2 separate regions of the Homo sapiens genome follow, and region 1 is linked to region 2. The links are chromatin loops, found by intact Hi-C in ENCODE. Cell type or tissue: GM12878. All regions are shown on one strand. Links, peaks and the distances in the headings refer to the core of each region. The heading gives the core; the rest is flanking DNA.

Evidence for each region. Peaks named below come from ENCODE experiments on the same cell type or tissue, not always from the same donor. Only the 100,000 strongest peaks of a DNase experiment are listed, where the experiment ranks them.
Region 1: a loop joins it to region 2, with 2.7 times the contacts of the local background. A loop is called at or near these places in 6 of 110 quality-filtered maps.

What each region holds. Positions count from the first base shown.
Region 1 is chr14:93,724,248-93,733,605 of GRCh38, forward strand. The region is part of intron 4 of PRIMA1 (proline rich membrane anchor 1); the gene reads right to left. Among named protein-coding and RNA genes, the nearest start is that of PRIMA1, 60 kb to the right of the region's middle. In GM12878, for the core only: no CTCF peak of the experiment used is centred there; a DNase peak (open chromatin) is centred at 5,873.
Region 2 is chr14:93,887,345-93,896,212 of GRCh38, forward strand. No RefSeq gene overlaps it. Among named protein-coding and RNA genes, the nearest start is that of FAM181A-AS1, 35 kb to the right of the region's middle. RefSeq lists enhancers at 3,394-4,371, 5,407-6,181, 6,182-6,955, 8,865-8,868. In GM12878, for the core only: a CTCF peak has its summit at 5,792 (motif pointing left); no DNase peak of the experiment used is centred there; H3K27me3 peaks cover 762 bases.

The DNA.
Region 1 (9,358 bases), core at 1,359-9,358, 160 kb before region 2:
AGAGATTCTGCAGAGTCCTCCAAGAAAACTGTCTCCTTTTGCTTTAACTCAGCATATCCCACACGTGAATCTGAGAACACCATTTATGTAGACGCTAACAGATACTCTCTGGAAACTCTGGGTTTACAGGCCTCAGCTGTGCTACCTTGTTTATGTCGGGATCCATGGGAAATGATGGACTCTGCAGCCAAGCTCTGCCCTGGGCCTTTTGCTCCCTCTGTCCCCTTCATCCCCGTTCCTGTCCTACCCACCCCTTTTCCAGAAAGCCTTAAGCAGCTCTGATGTTGCTGGGTGTGCCTGACTTCTGACTCCATGAAATCTGCATGGCCTGGACAATTTGTGGGGGTGACATTTTCTTACAGTGAGATCCTGTGCTCCCCAGTGAGGCCGCTGAGGGACTCAAGTGGGATAAATATATCACGAATACATGAAGGGAAGAAAGGACATCAGCATCAGGATTCCAGAAAATATTAACAGGCAGAAAAGAGTCTGGACCCAAGCCCACACTGCATTCTCCTTAATACATATTACATATTGGGCTTAGGGCTAAAATAAAAACAATTGCAACAGGTCCAGATCATGGGAGATATGGCTTAAGGGCCTTCTAGGGTGGATAATGAAGAAATGAAGGCGGCATGGAGCTCCCTTAGAAATAACTAAGCCTGGATGGCTCAAGGTTTCCACCCTTTTGCGGCTAAGGTGAGGCGGTCAGTAGGATTTCTATTGGCAGGAGGCAAGGAGACAGTTCTAAAGGCTTCCTGCCATCTCTGAGACCCCTTCGTACTCGCGGGCCCTGGGGAAGAGGTGGCTCGGAAGAGCTAAGCAGGAAGTGAGCCTGGCAGGAGGACCCTGGAAGGCAGGGTGAGGAGGGGGCCCAGGGCCTTCGCAGCTGCTCAGCCAGTTTCCCAGACAGGAAAGCAGGCAGAGGGGCTTGGCAGAGGCTCGGCACCTGTGGCAGGTAAGGGGCTCGGCACCTGTGGCAGGTAAGGGCCCCAGACAGGAGCATTCGGGAGCCCGCGCGTGGTGATGGGGGAGGGTGGCAGCCGAGGGCTCTCCTGAGAAATGGTCATGATCTGCTCCCCTCCTGCCACCGGAGCTGAGTCCCCAACCACTCTCCTGCCTGGACTGCTGCTCCCAAAGCCTTTCTGGGATTCACTGCAGCCCATGGAAGCTGGGTGTTCCCTAAAGCGAAGACGGCTCCACCTCTGCACCCCCCCAACTCCACCCCTCCATCAAGCACGGCACTTCAGGGTGACGCTGCGGAAGTGCTAAGCGGCAGATGTCAAGGCTCAGTAAACCCCCGCCCCACCATTTTCTGGCCGTGTGACTTCAGGCAAGCTACATAGCCTCTCTATGCCTCAGTTTCTTGTCTTTGAAATGAGCACAATAGTGGTGTCCATTTCATAGGCTTGTTGGGAGGATTAAACACGTTAGTCCATGTCAAGCACTTAGACAAGCGTCTGGCATACCGTAAGTGCTCCATAAATGTTTGTTAGCTCTCAGTACTGCTGGGGAAAAGGTGTCACCAGGTAGCTGGCCCCACCGGCTGGCAGCAGCCAAGGTTCTCCAGTCTGCACAGACTTCCTACCTAACGCGTGCCCCGTGGGGCTCCGGAAATGCTAGAGAGAGTTGTTAGGACCCAGCCTGGCTCTGCAGCTCTGTGAGTCAGCTGAGGCTGGTCTCATTAAACCAAGAAGAGGCATTTCCACCCTGGTCCAGGCAGAGATGGCCACAGAGGGCTCCCTAGATGGCATGGTTCCTAGAAACCAAGAGAGAGGTTAGTGAGACTTTCCTTGGCGGCACCCAGGATTCCTGCTTGTAGGAGGGTGGGCTCTGCCACCTTCAGACTTCTTGTCCCCTGCCCTGGGCTTGGAGGGCAGCAGGCTCCCACATTCCCTGCTCGGAGTGCCGCGCGGACAGCTCCAGCCGCACATGCCAGCAGCCACGAGGGGCCCCTGCAGAAACTGTGCCTCCACCGGCATCTTTGGCCTGGGCAAGGAGGGCCAGGACCCAGGTACCCCTCTTAGGCCCTGCTGATCATGATGTGACAGCCTCCCGCTCAGCCTGCTGCTCTGTGGGGATGGAGGAGATGGAGGCAAAGAACAACTCTGGGAGCCTAAGAAGGGAGGCTGTCTTCCTGCCTCATGCGCCCCTGGGAGAAGTGAAAGTTAAAGGTCCTGGACTCACCTCTTATGAAGGTATTCATCCCCCGACTGCCCACCCCGACACCCTCCCACACCCATACACACACATGAACCTGCGTAACACACACAGGCACGTACACATAGACACATGTACACATGCACAAATCCACATACACACACACTATACACATACACATGTACGCAAACACACACATATATAATATACACATAGACACATGTACACATGCACAAATCCACACACACATACAATATACACATACACATAGACACATGTACATATGCACAAACCCATACAAACATGTACTTACACACACACATATATGTACACACAGGCACATACGCATAAATGTACAAATCCACACACACAAACAATATACACATACACACATGTACTTCAACACACACACAATATACACATACACACATGTCCCTACACACATATGCACACATACACATATGTGCACATGCATGCACACATACATATGAATACACATATGCATATGCATACCTACAGACATATATCCCCACACTCATATACACACACACTCAGCGTTCCATGATGAGACTCCTCTGTAGACCTCAGACTTCCCCAAACCTGGGTCAAGAAGCTACAAAAAGCCTTTCTGAGCCTCGAGGGCGTCACCGTGAGAAGCAGCAGCCCCACGTCCAGCCTCCATCGCCCAGGGGGGTGGGAGACAGGCATGCGGCAGACAAGCGTCCTCACAGCCAGTGGGACCCACTGTCTGGACCATCCCCTGGGATCACCTGTTTGGCCGCCTCCGCTGAGCTGCGGCGGAACTGGCGACTGTGCATTTCTCATGCTTGCATCCTCCCCTGGGAGCTGTGGGCCGAGGGGAGCAGAGAGGGGTCTGCCGGGGGAGGGGCTTCTCACAGGCGTGACTCTCTCTCCCCTTGAGCACTGCTCTGCAGCCTGGGATTTGATCTAGGGCAGAGCCCTTCCCAGCCCGGAGGCTGAAGAAAGGATTGCGGGCTCATGCACAGAGCCCTGGACAGGGACCTCCAAGCTAGCTCAGGCCTCGGTGACTGTCCTTCAAGCCTCTGAGATGCCAGAATGGTGCTGGGGGATGGAGATCCCTGCTGGGGATTCTGTGGGCAGAAGCGGCCCAGACGGTGTCCATCTCACTGGGGGTCTGGGCACCCGCCTCCCTGAAACTCCAGGGACAATGCCTCCCTGCCACCCGCCTCTGTGCTGGGGATGAAGGGGCTGGGGAACACCTCTGGGTAGAAGGGCCTTCGGCTGAGGTCTGGTGGAGGTCCTATACAGAACAGGTGGGCACAGGCAGACACATGTGGGCATGCCCTTGGACACCAGCCCCAGGTCACGGAACCCCCCTTCACCTTGTCTTCCTGTCACAAAACCTCCCTTCACCTTGTCTTGCTGTCACAAAAGGCCTTCATTGGTAATGGGAATACACAAAGCCATCTGTTCTTCCTAGAGGCTGGGTTTCCAGGAGAGACCTGCCCTGAGCTCCTGGGCGGTCACGCCCCACCAGGGCTCCCCTGCATCCTACGCTGCTCAGCTGTCCTGAGCCAGCCCAGCCCAGCCTGGTCACCATGGGCACTACAGAAATGCCCGGCACTGCTTCGGGGGCTCCTGAAGCAAACAAGGAGGCTGAGGGGGTGTCTCCCCAAGAGAAGCGGCCCATCCCCCTCCCCCGGACTCCCCAACCTCAGGCACAGGGCGCCTCTCTTCACGGGCAAGATTCATTCACAGGTGGCTCCACCTCCATGGTCCTGTGGGTTCGGCTCATTTGAGTGCACACAACGGACTCATATGGCCCAAGGACACTGGCCTCGACCTGGCACCAGGTTGGTAGTCATCTGACCAGCAGTACACAAATGAACAGACTGCAGCAAATTAAGAGAGGAACTAAGACGGCAAAGAACCAGGCGTCGAGGGAGAGAATAGCGGGAGGCCTGGTAGGCTGACAGGTCAGCGAGGTCCAGGGGATGAGAAGGACCCTGCCATGCAAGGAGCAGGACAGAGCTGGGATGGAGGCCTGTGCAGCTGGAGAGTCCTGAGCGAGGGCGGAGAGGAGGAGAAAAACACCAGCAGGAGCAGTGGGGCAGAAGCCAGCCCCTGTAGGGTGCAGCTGGCCGGGGCAAGGTGTCTGGGTCTTATCCTGACTGCAGTGGGCGTCACCTGAAGACTTCTTAAATGGGGGTTCCCATTTACCCTCACCCTGCCCCATGACCTTGACCCAGCATGTCTGGAGAGATGGGTCCAGAGAGGCATGCATTTCTTGATGACAAAAGAAAAAGGCCCCAAGAAGCAGGGATCCGTCTGGGTCTCCCATCAGCTGGCCCAGAGCACACACACCCTCAATCTGCTGAGCATTCTGTCCATGACTGTCCACGGTGCACGGAGGCCTGGGCTCCATGCGCCCCACACCAAGGATGCCGGCAGATGAAGCAGGCTCGTCCCTGCTGCCTGCATCACACGGCAGGATGGGATCTTATCACCCATCATGGAAGATGGGTCTTTATAGGGGGACAAATAAGTCCAAAGAAGCATTCCAGCCCAGGGCAGGTAAGGACCTCGTGCCCCTGCCCCTTGCTGGCCTGACCTCTTCCTGGATGGAGGATGTGGGTGTGATGGTGAGGACACTGCATCTTCTGGGACTCCAAAGAGCCAAGCCCCAGACAGCCTAGAAGGTGGCAGTGAGGCCCAGGGGAAGGCGCACTGGCCAAGGAGTCAGAAGATCGAGTCTTGATTCTGGACTAAGCACAGGTGCCAGCTCCTTGAATTCAGCCCAGGTTCCAAAGGATGCAGGATAGTCTCTGAGCAGCCAAGGCCATGCATCAATGCTCAGCACTTGCCCTCAGGAGGCCCTTCCTTGGAGTACACTAACTTTGACCTGACTCACAGTACAACCAGGTGTGGTGATTCTGGGTTGGATTTGGGGCAGTGGGGAGGAGGGAGTGTTGCTACAGGTACGCATGTGAACAGCAGGGAGAGGTGACAGATGGGAACCACATTGAGACCCTACCTGGCCAAGAGGCTTTGGCCCATGAGATAACCCCCAGTCTCAGGGCCCCAGGAATGCACCAAGATGCATTCAAGGTGAATTTCTTGCTCCTGGAAGTTTGTGGTGAGTTGAGGGTGGATGGAGCAGTTCCACTCCTGTCCTGATTCCTGGTCCTCACTGCTGGCCTCTGGGCCTGGCCAACCTTTTCTTCCCCATGCCCCTCCTTTGGCCCTGACTCTGCAGATCAGCTGAAGGCCAGAGCAGGCAACGAGGGAGAGAGGGCTGGGTTGGCCCCTGGCACAGTAGGTGTGTCCTGCGGGGAGGAAGAAGAGGAGGTAGATGGCGGAGCTGCTTCACTGCATTCACATCCTGGGAGTGTGTTATGCGCAGGTGGGAGAGAGGCTGTGCTATTCCGAAGCTTGGAGAGGGGACCGCTGAGTCAGGGTACATGCGTATGGGGAAGGGAGAGAATGGCAGGAGGCCTACTGAAGAAATGGGGTTGAGAGGGAGGGGGCAGGAATGGCAGGGGGCTGGGAAAACTGAAACTGGTGAAGGGGTGAGGCCCAACACTTAAAATTTGGTGCATGTTATTTACACCAAAAGCAGACGATTTCACTCACCCAGATAGAGAAAAAAAATGAGTTTACTGCAATTCTAAATAGAGTCTGTCAGTTTAAAAGGTGGACTCTGGCAAGTCTGTGGGAACAAGCCTCCATTCACACCACAGAAACCACCACTGACCAGTTTCTATGTGCCAGGCATCGTGCCAGGCACCGTCGGGAGAGAGATGAGTAAGATGAGATGACCAATCCCCATCTACCGTGTGTGCACACAACCACGCATTCGCAAGGGTGTGGGCACACGAACACCGACATACACCTACCTACAGCAGAAAGCAGAATTGTAAATTCAGGGACAGCTATAACTCTAGCAGTTGGACAGGGAAGAGAGAGCTCTATACTCGTCCAGGATGACATCTCAGAGGAGGTGGCATTTGAGTTGGGTCTCCAGGGAGGAGCAGCAAGGACTCAACTGGAAGAAATGAGGGGAAGGACACTGACCAGAGAGACCTCTGGGAGTGCTCGATGAGCCAGGAGGAGGGCAGGAAACCTCTGGAACCTGAACCATTTCTCTCCCCACCAAGGCCTCAGTTCCCACATCAGTAAAACAAGGGATTGGCCCTTGACCATGAAGGTTCATTCTGGCTCAGACTCCATAGGAAACTCATTTCCACCCCTCCCTGGCATTCCAGGTGCCCCCAGGTAACCAGATCTTCTCTATATGCCACACATTCAGTAAGAACTAACCTTTCTCTGGGCTATCCCAAAGCTCCAGAAAGAGTGTAAATCCTAAAAAGAAAACTAATTTCACTGATTAACTTTCTATTGAGTCTATGATCCAGGAAAGATCTTGGGAAAAATATCCATGAAATAATCAAGCTAAGGAGATGAAAGACTGGAGTTGGAGAGGGAGGGAGAGAGCTGAGGGTAGCAGGTTCCCAGGGAGGAGCCATATTGGGATCATCCAGCTTGGAAGGGTGCTGGAGAGGATGATTGTAGGGTGACAACTGTGCAACAGGCTCAGAGACCCACAGTCCACCTGGAGAGGAGCATGGAGCCCCCAGGACAAAAATGGAACTGATAAATTTGACTGTGTTGAGAGGAGGCATTGTTAACCCCAGGAAAGGAAACAGCATAGTACGCTATGTGGCTCAGCTATGCACAATATGTTCTTTGTTACACTAAGGTAAGCACTGAATAGGCACAGAATCCCATACTGAGCCCCATTCTAGGTGGAGAATGAGAAGAGGGGAAGTATGTTGTATGTCTGTACTGCAAGGGTGCTGGCCTTGGTATCTTCCACAGTGGAAAGTAAATAGATGGTGCTTAAAATGGAAAGAAAATTTAAATAGCAGTATACACATCACTTAGCATATGGAGAGAAACATCAGAAGAAACAGCTAACTGTTGAAAGTGGTTGCCTCTCAAGAATGTGACTTGGGGGAAAAGACAGGGGGCTGCTGTCTTTCTTAAGAGCCTTGGGAGCACATTTGACATTTTAAGCCATAGTATGTATATGTATTCCTTTGATAAAAATTAAAACTAAATTAAAAGGAGGGAATAAATGTGCAATGCTCTAGCCATACTTTCTAATCATTAAGCTGTCTCAAAAGGCATGCACAACATGCCTGACTCTTTGGAGAGGACACAACCTTCACTCCTTTCTCCTTCTCTTCCCCATTAACCTGTATTTTTTTTCTCTTCATAGTCTTTAAGATCACCTCATTTATTAATTTGCTGGTGTGTGTGCTTAATCTGCCTCCTCCAGCAGGAGGAGAACAGGGACTGTCTTGTTTCTTCTGCATCCCTTGTGCTTAGTCCCCAGCACACATTAGGTGCTCAATAAATGGATCAACACTGAACAGTCCTGTGCCAGTCAATGGGTTTTCTAAGGCACCATCAAAAAGGCTTGAGCATTCAAAAGTGCTCGTTCTACTGAAAGTGGCTCAACCACAAACAGCTGATGAGGACCAGAGCCCAGCAATAAGTGGTGCTTAGGCACAATCACGCACACTCAAGCCCACATCCAGGAAGCAGCACGCTTGCTTAAGGTCAGCAATTAACGTCTGCAGGGTCAGCCAAACCGTCCTGAGACCACGTATTGGTCTTTCTGCCAATTATACCAGTAAGTGAGAGGGAAATGGCTGTCCAGTGGCTTCATGGCAATTGGGAACAGACCCACGCCACAGATGGCCAATGGAGGCAAGGTGTTCATCCTGTGCCAGCATGGGCGTGTCTCCGTGCAGGGGGTGGGCATCATCTCCCCTCAACACAGGAGCTCTTCTCTGAGTGAAGGGTGTGGCTGTCAGAGAAGCTGCAAATGCCACCCCAGGAAAACAGCCACATCCCTGCAAGTGCACAGGCCTGTGGGGCTCCCCAAGCTGGGATCTGAGGTCTACCTGGGCAGCGGGTGCCTTGCCCCTTGGAGCTTTATCTTGATGACTCTCTGTGGTCATCACTGGTTTTAGGTTTGTCTCCTGCCCTGGACGGACACTCGTGTTGTCTCTGCTCTTCTGCCTCTCCTCTGACTGTGATCCACCGTTCTTTGGGGGCAGTCTGGTCTGATTGATGTCCACTTCTTCCCCCGAAAAGGTATGTGCAGCATGGGCAGGGACTGTGCCGGTGGTGCCCACTCCTGTAGCCCAGTGCCTGGCACCTGGTCCTGGCACCTGGCCCAGCCCTGGCGGGCACAGTGATCAGCATTTATACGTCCAAGAGGCTGAATGCCTGAGTGGTGATGGTCCCCCTGCGATCCAGGATGGGGACACAAAAGGCTGCTCGGAGATTGTCATTTCAGAGAGGGAAAACGGAGGCCACAGAGGGAAGCGATACCTGCTGAGCCCAGCTGAGCCCAGCTGAGCCCGGCGGGGCTGGGGCTGGGAAGGGAACAGGCCTGGGGACTTGACTCCCAGTTCTGGGCTCTTTTAACAAATCAGGCTGTCCTGCTGTCAGAAACATGTGCCCGTCAGGCCTAGGGGTGGGAGGACACCCAGGTGCCAGGCACGGGGGTACCCAGCACCCAAGGGCTCTGGGGCCTGCTCTCCATGTGGCTGTAGATAAAAAGGCTTGTTTACAACAAGCCCGGGGCAATGAAGCCACCAAAATGCATGTTGCATGGGCTCCCTATGGCTGGGAACCCCCTCTGGAGTTTGGGGTCATTGACAGCAGACTTGGGGGCCACTGCTCGTGCTCATGCAAATTCAAGTAACACCCTCCCCGCCCAGTCCCCTGGCCTGGCTAATGTACCTCTTTAAGAAACCTCCCACCCCACCTGGCTACCAGGTCTGGGCAAGGTGCCCCTCCTCTGAACACCGTCTACCCAGTGCACAGGTGGGACTTGGTGAAGGCTTGCTGAGTCACAGGAGAAGTGTTATTTCACCTAATCTGCGTCTAGCAAGTGCTAGTGAGACTCTTCCTCCTGCCAAGGTCCAGCCCCCTTTCAGCCAGGCCTTGGACACAGATGTGAGGGCCCTGCGGGGTGCGCCTTCCACAGCTGCAACTCAGCCCTCGGTGCCGCCCGTCCCTGCCGAGGCCCGTGTCCCGGCAGCTGACACCCCCAGGTGCCAAGGCATCTCCAGAGTCACCTCCTCCCTGACCTACCCGATTCTAGAAACATCCTCTTGGCAACCTGGCTCTGAAAGGC
Region 2 (8,868 bases), core at 869-8,868:
CAGTTTGTTGATATCCAGAAAATAACTTGCTGAGATTTCTACTGGGATTGCATTGAATCTATAGATCAAGTTGGGTAAATGTACCTTTCAACTAATGAAAACACTAAGGCTCAGAGACGCAAATTGACTTGCCTAAGGTCAGCGTAATTAACACCCATATTTCCTTGATTCTAACAGAAACATTTTATGGTCTCTAAAATGGAGGTACATCGTACAGTTGATGCTGACAGGTGACAGTCATAACAAAGTTGTCATTGCCATACATGCATATTAAAATTTGCACAATGTGGGCAGTGGCTTTGGAAAGAAAATCCCAGAGACAAAAGTGGGGCAGCCCTTTAAGAAATGGTGCACCACCAATGCCCTTGATGGCCCAGAACCAGTTCCATGTGGGCAAATGTGGACACTGATGCCATGGAAGCTAAACAGTTCAGAAGAGAAGGACTCTTGAGCATGGAGTTCTGGGAGCAACTGAGCTGATTTATTAGTTGATATCTCCCTCTTTGTGTATGCACAAAAGTGATAGAGGATTTTTTAAAACCCTCAAAATCCTAAATTGAAACAAGTTTAAAAAACAGCTCTTTTGCCAAATATAAAATAAAAATATAAAGTGATAGGAAGCCCTGTGTCATGGTTTACAGGTCTAGTTTGTGTCATCACTTAAGGCTGTGGTTTATTCTCTCTCCCTTACTCCCTGCTTCCCTCCCTCCCTCTGTCCCTCCCTCTCTCCCTTCCTTTCTTCCTTCCTTCCTTTCTTTCCAGGGTCTTGCTGTGTCACCCAAGCTGGAGTGCAGTGGCATCGTGAACATGGCTCATGGCAGCCTCAACCTCCTGGACTCAAGTGATCTTCTGATCCTCCTGCCTCAGCCTCCTGTGTAGCTGGGACCACAGTCTCATGCCACTATGTCTGGCTAATTTTTTTTTTTTTTTGTAGAGGTGGGGGTCTTACTTCGTTGCCCAGGCTGGTCTCAAACCCCTGGGCTCAAGCGATCCTCCTGCATAGGCTTCCCCAAGTGCTGGGATTACCGGTGTGAACCACTGCACCTGGCCTGTTTATTCTTTCTTAGTGAGACTTAAAATAACAGTGCATCTTAAAATTGATGTACAGTAAACAGCTGCATCAGTCAGCCTCCTGGGAGAAATCCCATGGCATACATGAAAGAGGTCATGAGTTTAAAAGGGGAATATTTACAGAGGTGTGAGTCGGTTGAGGGAAGCCAACAAGGGATGGCACAGTGTCACAGCGCTGGTGACGTCCTGAAGGGCAAGGAGGAAGAGGGGTTACAAAACCTGGAGAGAGGCTGCAGGAAAGGGCAGGCTGTCAGGAGCTGCAGTCTTTGCTAGGAAAAGGTCCAGGGGAATAAATAAATAGCCAACCTCAGTCTCAAGGTACCCTCTGATCTTGTGCCTACATCTACTATTGTGGGAACTCACTGGGAACCAGGGGTCCAGGAGTCCTTGAATGGCGTCCGCAGAGACCAGAGAACAGCGTGGAGGGTCGGGGTGGGTCTAGGGGGAAAATGGAAACTGCCTGTGAGCACGGAGCCAGGATCCTGGTGTGCTGCCTCTGTGCACCTAACCGTAGTACTGTGCACTTAGGTCCTCGGGGAAGGGCAGTTGACCAGGTAGACAGGGCATCCTGAGCTCCATGCCTATTTGAGAAAGCCACTAGTTCTCCACAATCAGTGGACTCATGTGCCCCAATCCCATTCACGTGGCCAGGTCCAGCCTTTGGCAGCTGTTCCCGCCTCTCCCCCTCTCTCCTAAGCACGTGATTTATAATGTGGAACCCTGTGTGGGGAGAAATGAAGTGTCTGCTACAGCCAAAACTTGGCTCCAGGAAGGCAGATATCAACTCACACACCCGATGATGGACAGCGGGACCTCGTGGTGCAGCGTGTTTACAGCTTACAAGGGTGAGTTGTGCGTATTTCGAACTTGGCCCGGACGCCTACTTGCCCAATCAGCTTGTTGGGCGGTGTCTCTTCTGATTTAGAGCTCTGGATCTGCCAATTTGATTTCTGAAGCTAACTCTTAGGTTTGCCAAGTCTGCAGCAGGTCTGGGCTCACAGGATCTATGCACCGCAGAGCTAGGTCACCATTCTAGCCCCCCAGCCAGAAACTACAGATGAGGAGCTGAGACTGAGAAAGGGAAGGTGCTGGCCCCAGGTCACAGCACATGAGGGAGAACGAAACCCCTGGGGGCTGTGGTCTGTTGCCTGTGTTCAGGGCTCAGCTTGGCCTTAGGTCCTTAGGCAAAGGACCTAAATCTTGTCCTCAGTTTCCTGGTCTGCAAAGTGTGGGTGATAATAATACCTACCTCACAGGGTGGTTGTGAGAATCAAATCAGCTATGAGCCAGAGGGGCGGTGAGCAACTTTGAGCAGTACCTGGAGCTGTCTCATGTCCATGACCACAGTGAGCTAGCCCAGAGTATGCCCTCAGTGTTTGTTGAGTGACTTCATTAGTGTGAAGGGCTTCATGGACTGTCACGTGTGGAGGACATGCTGCTGGTTATGTTCATTAGTGCTCCGTAACAGGGCTGGTCCCTTGAAAGCCAGGAATCCCACCAACCCTGTCCATGGGCTGGAGGGCCTCCTTGATGAAGAATGTCCTGTCAGCTTTCCTTAGTGACAAATCCAGACTTCCTACTCACGTGATTTAAGGGAGATAATGATGGTTTGAGCAAGAACCACCCAGCTGTCAGGTGCTGTGGTGTGCAGCCGACCCACCCTGGACACTTATTGCTTGTCTGGTAGTCGAGGCACTTATGAAGCCCTGGGTCTCGAGAATCAGCCCCTGTAGGAATGAGGCCCCTGGGGCTTTGGGGAGGATGGGATTTGGATGAGCCCAGCAGCATCTCTGCTCTGCAGCACAGAAGCACAAGGAAAATTCTCAGCTCCTGGGGCTGATCTGGGAGGAGCCCAGAAAGGCCACATGGCCCTCTCGGTGCTGCTGCAATTTCCAGAGACAAATGATTCTGGCAATAAGAACTCAGAAGTTGGACAAGGCCTCAGAATGGCTCGTCCTGGCCGCTTTATGGAGAAAGAGACAGAGGCCCAGTGAGTAGAGGGGCTGGCCATGTAACACCACAGGCCAGCCTAGAACTCAGGTCCTCCTGTTCTCCCCAATCACATTCTGGGGAGAGGGTCCAGGTTCCAGGAAGTAGGCACTCCAGATGCTGTCATGGAGCAGGGAGGATGTTCTCAGCACAGGGGCTGCTCTGCAAGACTCCATCTAGTTTAAAGGGATGGCTGTGCCTCAAACAATGCAGTACGTAGCCTGTGCAACTGTACACAGCAGCCCTAGTTGGAATCCACATAAAAGAGATGATGCCGACAGTGTCAAGGGCATGTCCAGAAGTGACCCATATGCAGTAGAGATGTCCCCAGGTCCTTGTTAGCTGGCTTTTTCCTTAAGGAATGGGGATACTACCCAGTTAGTCAACTTCAGAAAGTCCATAGTGGAAGGGCCTTTGGAGGCCTCCTCCTCTGGACTCTTTACGACATAAATAAGGAAACTGGGGCTGAAAGAAGAGCAGGGACTTATCCACAATCACACGTTGAGTTGGTCTCACTTTCTCTTCACCAGCTCTGCTGAGGACCCCGCTATGACTCTGGATGTTTCCATGAGCTGGCTGTGGTCTCACTCACACTGGGGCCACCTGTCACCCCACACTCCTGGCCGCCTGTCCACCTCTGCACCCCTCCTCTTCCATCCATTCTGCATGCCCTTGCTGAGGAAACTTTCCCCAATACCAACATCCTAACATTTCTCCGGCTCCTCTTGCCAGTTCATTCTCCTTCCTGCTGCTCCGGATTCCTCTTCTAAGGGCCGTCTGGAAGCTCCAGTCACCCCCGCACAAGCCGTCAGAGCCTCTCACGCCCTGACGCCTTTGCTGTCCTGCAGGCTTCCCCCTCCCCCGTTCCTCCTGGTACCCCAGCCTTTCCAGCCAGCCTGGTTGCCATATGACCCGTGGCCCATCTGCTCCTGATGTGAACCTGTGTCCCACGGATCCTGAATCCTGAATACCATAGTCACCTGGCATTGCCTTCCACTTCTACTCCCTCTTCCTCTGCCCCGGCCCCTGGGCTTCACCCAGGGGATAGTAATGGTCACTGTCTGGCCTCTGTGTCCCCAGTCTCTGCCCTTGTGGAGTTGAAAAGCCTTCAAAGACCCTTGTGGGTTTCTATGAGAAATCCAAACCTCTGCGTGGCTTAAGAGGCTTGTTCAGGTCTAGGGCCAGGCCATGCTGAACTCTCTCACCCCGTCGCTCGTCACTGCTCCCCTCTCTCCAGCTATATCCAAATGTGTGTCATTCTCATCAAGCTTTTGCAGGCTCTGTCCCTTCCACACTCTGCTCACATTTCCCAGAGCCCCCTCTCCTCTCCTTCACCTGCTCTTTACCCCGAAACACTCAGTTCAAATGCCCCCTTCTCCAAAAGGCATTCCCAAAAACACCCTGGGCGATTTTAATACCTGAAGCGCCAAGAATCTCAACCTTTTCCACCGTCCCAAGGCAGTCACAGGAGGACACATGTCCATGGGCTGGGCCGGGTTTTTGGCATGGTTGCTCTAACTCCTCACCTAGAACATTCTAGGAAGCCTGTCATGTCAGTAAGGCTGATGTATGTATAGGAATAACCTGACTTCCACTTTGATTTGTAGAGTGAATCATGGACGTCAGTCTTGGAGCAGTGCCCGGGCACACCTGCTTTGCTGGGAAACTCACGGTGGATTGCAGCCCCCTGGGGGGTGCCACACCCCACTGTTCCGCCACCACTTTCCAGGCAGGGTTGTAACTGATTGCATGTCAGCCTCCTGCTGGGCTGTTAGCCCCGGTGTGTGAGGCATCCTGGTGACGTTCCTTCTGCTCTTTTGGTGGAGGCAGTTGTGGTGGGGTGGGGATAGCACTGCGCTAGGGCCAAGGGTCCCCATGGCTTCTCCCCTTGGGATGGCAGAGGGAGGGAGAGGCCCGCTCAGGGACCCGCTCACTCTAGACCTTCTGTTTCTGACTCTGGAGGGATGGGCCCAGAGCTGTGCTTGTTAACAAGCTCACAGCGGGCTGGGCATGGTGGCTTACTCCTGTAATCTCAGCACCTTGGGAGTCCGAGGCAGGGGGATTGCTTGAATCTAGGAGTTCAAGACAATCCTGGGCAACATAGAGAGATCCCATCTCTACAAAAAATGTAAAAACTAGCTGGGTGTGGTGGCGTTTGCCTGTGGTCCTAGCTACTCGGGAGGCTGAGGTGGGAGGATCACTTGAACCCCAGAGGTCAAGGCTGCAGTGAGCCATGATTGCATTGCATCACTGTACTTCAGCCTGGGCAACAGAGTAAGACACTGTCTCAAAAAAAAAAAAAAAATCCAGGGGAGTTGGGATCTGGCATTCTGGCATTTGGGAACTTTTGGGTCGCCATTCCCACAAGGCTTCACGTCCATCATTGCATAACTCTGCGGCAGAGCAAGTGGCTATGGATACACCTGTTCACAGGTAAGGGAGGCTCAGAGATGGGGGTCTTGCTAGAGGCAGCACAGTTAGGCTATGTGGCATCTGAAAAGACACACCCGAGCCTCTCTCCCCAGTACCCCTGCGTTTCTGCTCCTGCACCCCTGAAATTTGAAGACCTGAATGTTCACTATTGCACGGACTAAATTTACAGCGGGGAGCAGACGGGGGAGGTGGGGAGCGGACTCTGAGTTCTCTCCATTATGTTGCAGGCCCTGGAAGTTGAGCCGGGCTGTTTGGATTATGAAGCCAGAGTCGGCAAGGCCTGGGCCACCTGGTGGCTACTCTGGGAACTGCAGGCAGGTACCCAGGAAGCAACAACAGGCCTGTTGTGGACCCCTATTCTGCACGGGAGGCAAAGGCCACTCTGCTTGTTATGATGACTGAACAACTGCACAGAGGCACCAATGCCCATTTGAGGAGCTGGCTCCTTTTGATTCAGGTTTAGAAATCTAAAGTCTCCGAGTCCGGCCTGGCTGGGCTCCAGGCAAGTTGGGGCTCTTCTGGACCTGTTTCCCGTCTGCTGGTGAAGAGGCTGGATTTAATCTCTGGGGAGCCTGCTTGGCTCTGAAAGTCTTCTATGGCATGAGTAGGGACAACTGATGACAATTCAACACAGCAAATTCTTGTTCAAGTCCGAGTTTCGGGATTTGGGGAGGGGTCCTGCACACCTTGAGCTTGGAAATGTGCTACCCCACCTCCTGGGGAAAGAAAAAAGACGGGCTGAAATGAGCCCAGTTCTCCTCTTGGACTCTCGTGCTCGCCAGGCGTTTTTCAAAGATGTTCAAATGAAAGCATAATTGAAAAATGAGGCTGTAACTCCGGGAGAAGGGGTGGCAGGCCCAGGGCTGCTGACTTAATCACGCCGCCTAATGTCATTACCTCTGTGTTAATAACCGGTGCGGCGGCCGCAGGGAAGGAGCCCTTCACTGTGGCTCAGACACTTTCCAGCTGACGGGGCTTTTCTTCTTCTGCTGTTTTTCACTGCAAACAAATGCCTTTCTCCATTCCAGAGAATTCCCTGGAGTGAGGTAAACATATGAGTGCAAATGGGCTTTTTCTTCTTCTTTCTGAAATTCTTGAGCAGGAAAAAGATGTGCAGGGCTGTATCCTGGGACAAGGGATGGCCGGTGCTCAGCAAAGTCCCAGAGACCAGCCCTTCCCCTCCCATCAGCAAGGCCCAGAGACCAGCCCTTTCCCCTCCCATGAGCAAGGCCCAGAGACCAGCCCTTTCCCCTCTCATCAGCAAGGCCCAGAGACCAGCCCCTTTCCCCTCCCATGAGCAAGGCCCAGAGACCAGCCCTTCCCCTCCCATCAGCAAGGCCCAGAGACCAGCCCCTTTCCCCTCCCAGGCTGGGAGACAGGAGACCCAGAGCTCACCTCGGGGATGCGCGCCTTTCTCTCTCTCCTCTTTCTCTCCTCACTCTCAAGGAAACGCTCTCGTGTCCCCTTCCTTCCCCTCAATCATCCCCTCCTCTCCCTTCCCCTCCTTTTTACCAAAAACTCACTGGACAGTGGCACCATCCAGACCAGAAAAGCAAAGGCTGGGGGACTGCTCTGGGCTCCACCCTCCCCCAAATGCTGGGCTCTTCTGGGCTCCAGCCCAGCCTTTGCCTCCTTTTCATTTTGGGAAATTTGACAAATGCAGAAAAATCCTAAAAGGAAAATGACAACACCCCATATCTCCACTGCTCTGAATTAACCACTGTTAATATGAGACATTAATATATACTTATATGTGGCATTTTCACTTCTAGACATTTTTTAAGGAAAAACCACTCTCTTCTTTATTATTAAACAGGATACATGCACATTTTAAGGAAGTCAAACGATCAGAAAAGTAAAGGGAACCAACCACCGCCACTGATTCCCACCACCCAGAATTTGCCGCTGCTATTTTGGTGTCTTTGCTGGTAGTCATTTTGCTATGTGCAAATTAAAGAAATGAGACAAATAGCATATACATCTATTCTCTTTTAAAAATTAGAGTTCTACAACACAATTAGAATCCCCTTTGTCCACACACTTTATTCTCGTGAGCCCGAGAAAACCACTGCTCTCAGGCTGTGGCTGCCCTTGGAGCCCATTGTAAGCACATTTACACACAAGTATGAATCCAGAGAAAACACGAGGTGTCATTTTGTGCTTTGTTTCTATCATGCCCTATCATTTTCAACTTGCTTTGTCCTCTTAATCTGTTCTGAGCTCTATTTTCACTGCTCCCTACATACTGCATTCTCCCACTCTCCTCCCCTCCCCCTCCCCTCCTCATGGGGCTGCCTCCTCTCTTGTCCTTCCCTCATGGCCCTGGGTGGAGAACATGCCTGCTGCCACCCAGGCCCACCTCTGAGCTGCTCCGCCTCCCAGCTGCTCCGCCTCCCAGCTGCTCCGCCTCTGGCCTGCGTTCTCCTTTAGTGCTCATCTGCTTCCGCTATCATATTATGAGCCAATTATCTGTTCTTCTCTTGGGGTTACAATCACCGCCTCTCTGTTCTTGGTACCTAGCCCAGTGGTGCTCATTAAATGTTTATTAATGAATGTGAATTAAGCCACTTTAATTGAGCTGCTGCCAAACCTGGATTTGCCTGCATACCTCCAGGGACAAGGGGCTCACTACCTAGATTCAGGTAGCAGCAGTGGGCTATCCAGCTGTGGCAGGCGGGGATCTCTAGCAAGGGTGTGCTTCCAGCTTGGCACACGTACTGCGGGGTGGAGAGGGCAGGTACACTGGAGTGAGACTTGTGTAGGGGGTTGAATTGTGTCCCCTAGAAAGATAAGCTGAAGCCCTAATGCCAGTACCGTGAATGTGACTTTACTTGAAAATAAATGCAATGAAGTTAAGGTGAGGTCATAAAGGATTAGGGTGGGCCTTACGTTCTTTACAAGAGAAAGGAAAGAAATTTGGATACAAAGACACAGACTATGTCTGGATGCAGGCAGAGAGTGGAGTCACTGCAGCTCTAAGCCAAGGAAGGCAGAGAATTGCTGGCAACCATCAGAGGCTAGAAGAGAGGCAAGGAAAAATTTTCCTCTAGAGCCTCCGGAGAGAGCTTGGCCCTGCTCACACCTTGATTTTGGTCTTCTGGCTTTCAAAACTGGGAGAGAATAAATTTGTCATACGTGGTTATGGCGGGCCTAGGAAACGAATTCAGCTTGTGATGCCACAAAAACTAACTGATGCAGCCACTGATGGGTTACATGTGACCTGAACAGGGCCAATGAGACTGTGCGGGACTGCCAGCTGCTCCCCAAAAGCCACTTCTCTTCTTCCTGAGCAGATGGCCAAGCTCAGCGTGGCCATGTGACTGGGGCCAACTTAATGGTTCGTGTAGGAGGCGGAGGGGCCGCAGCTGGGAAGAA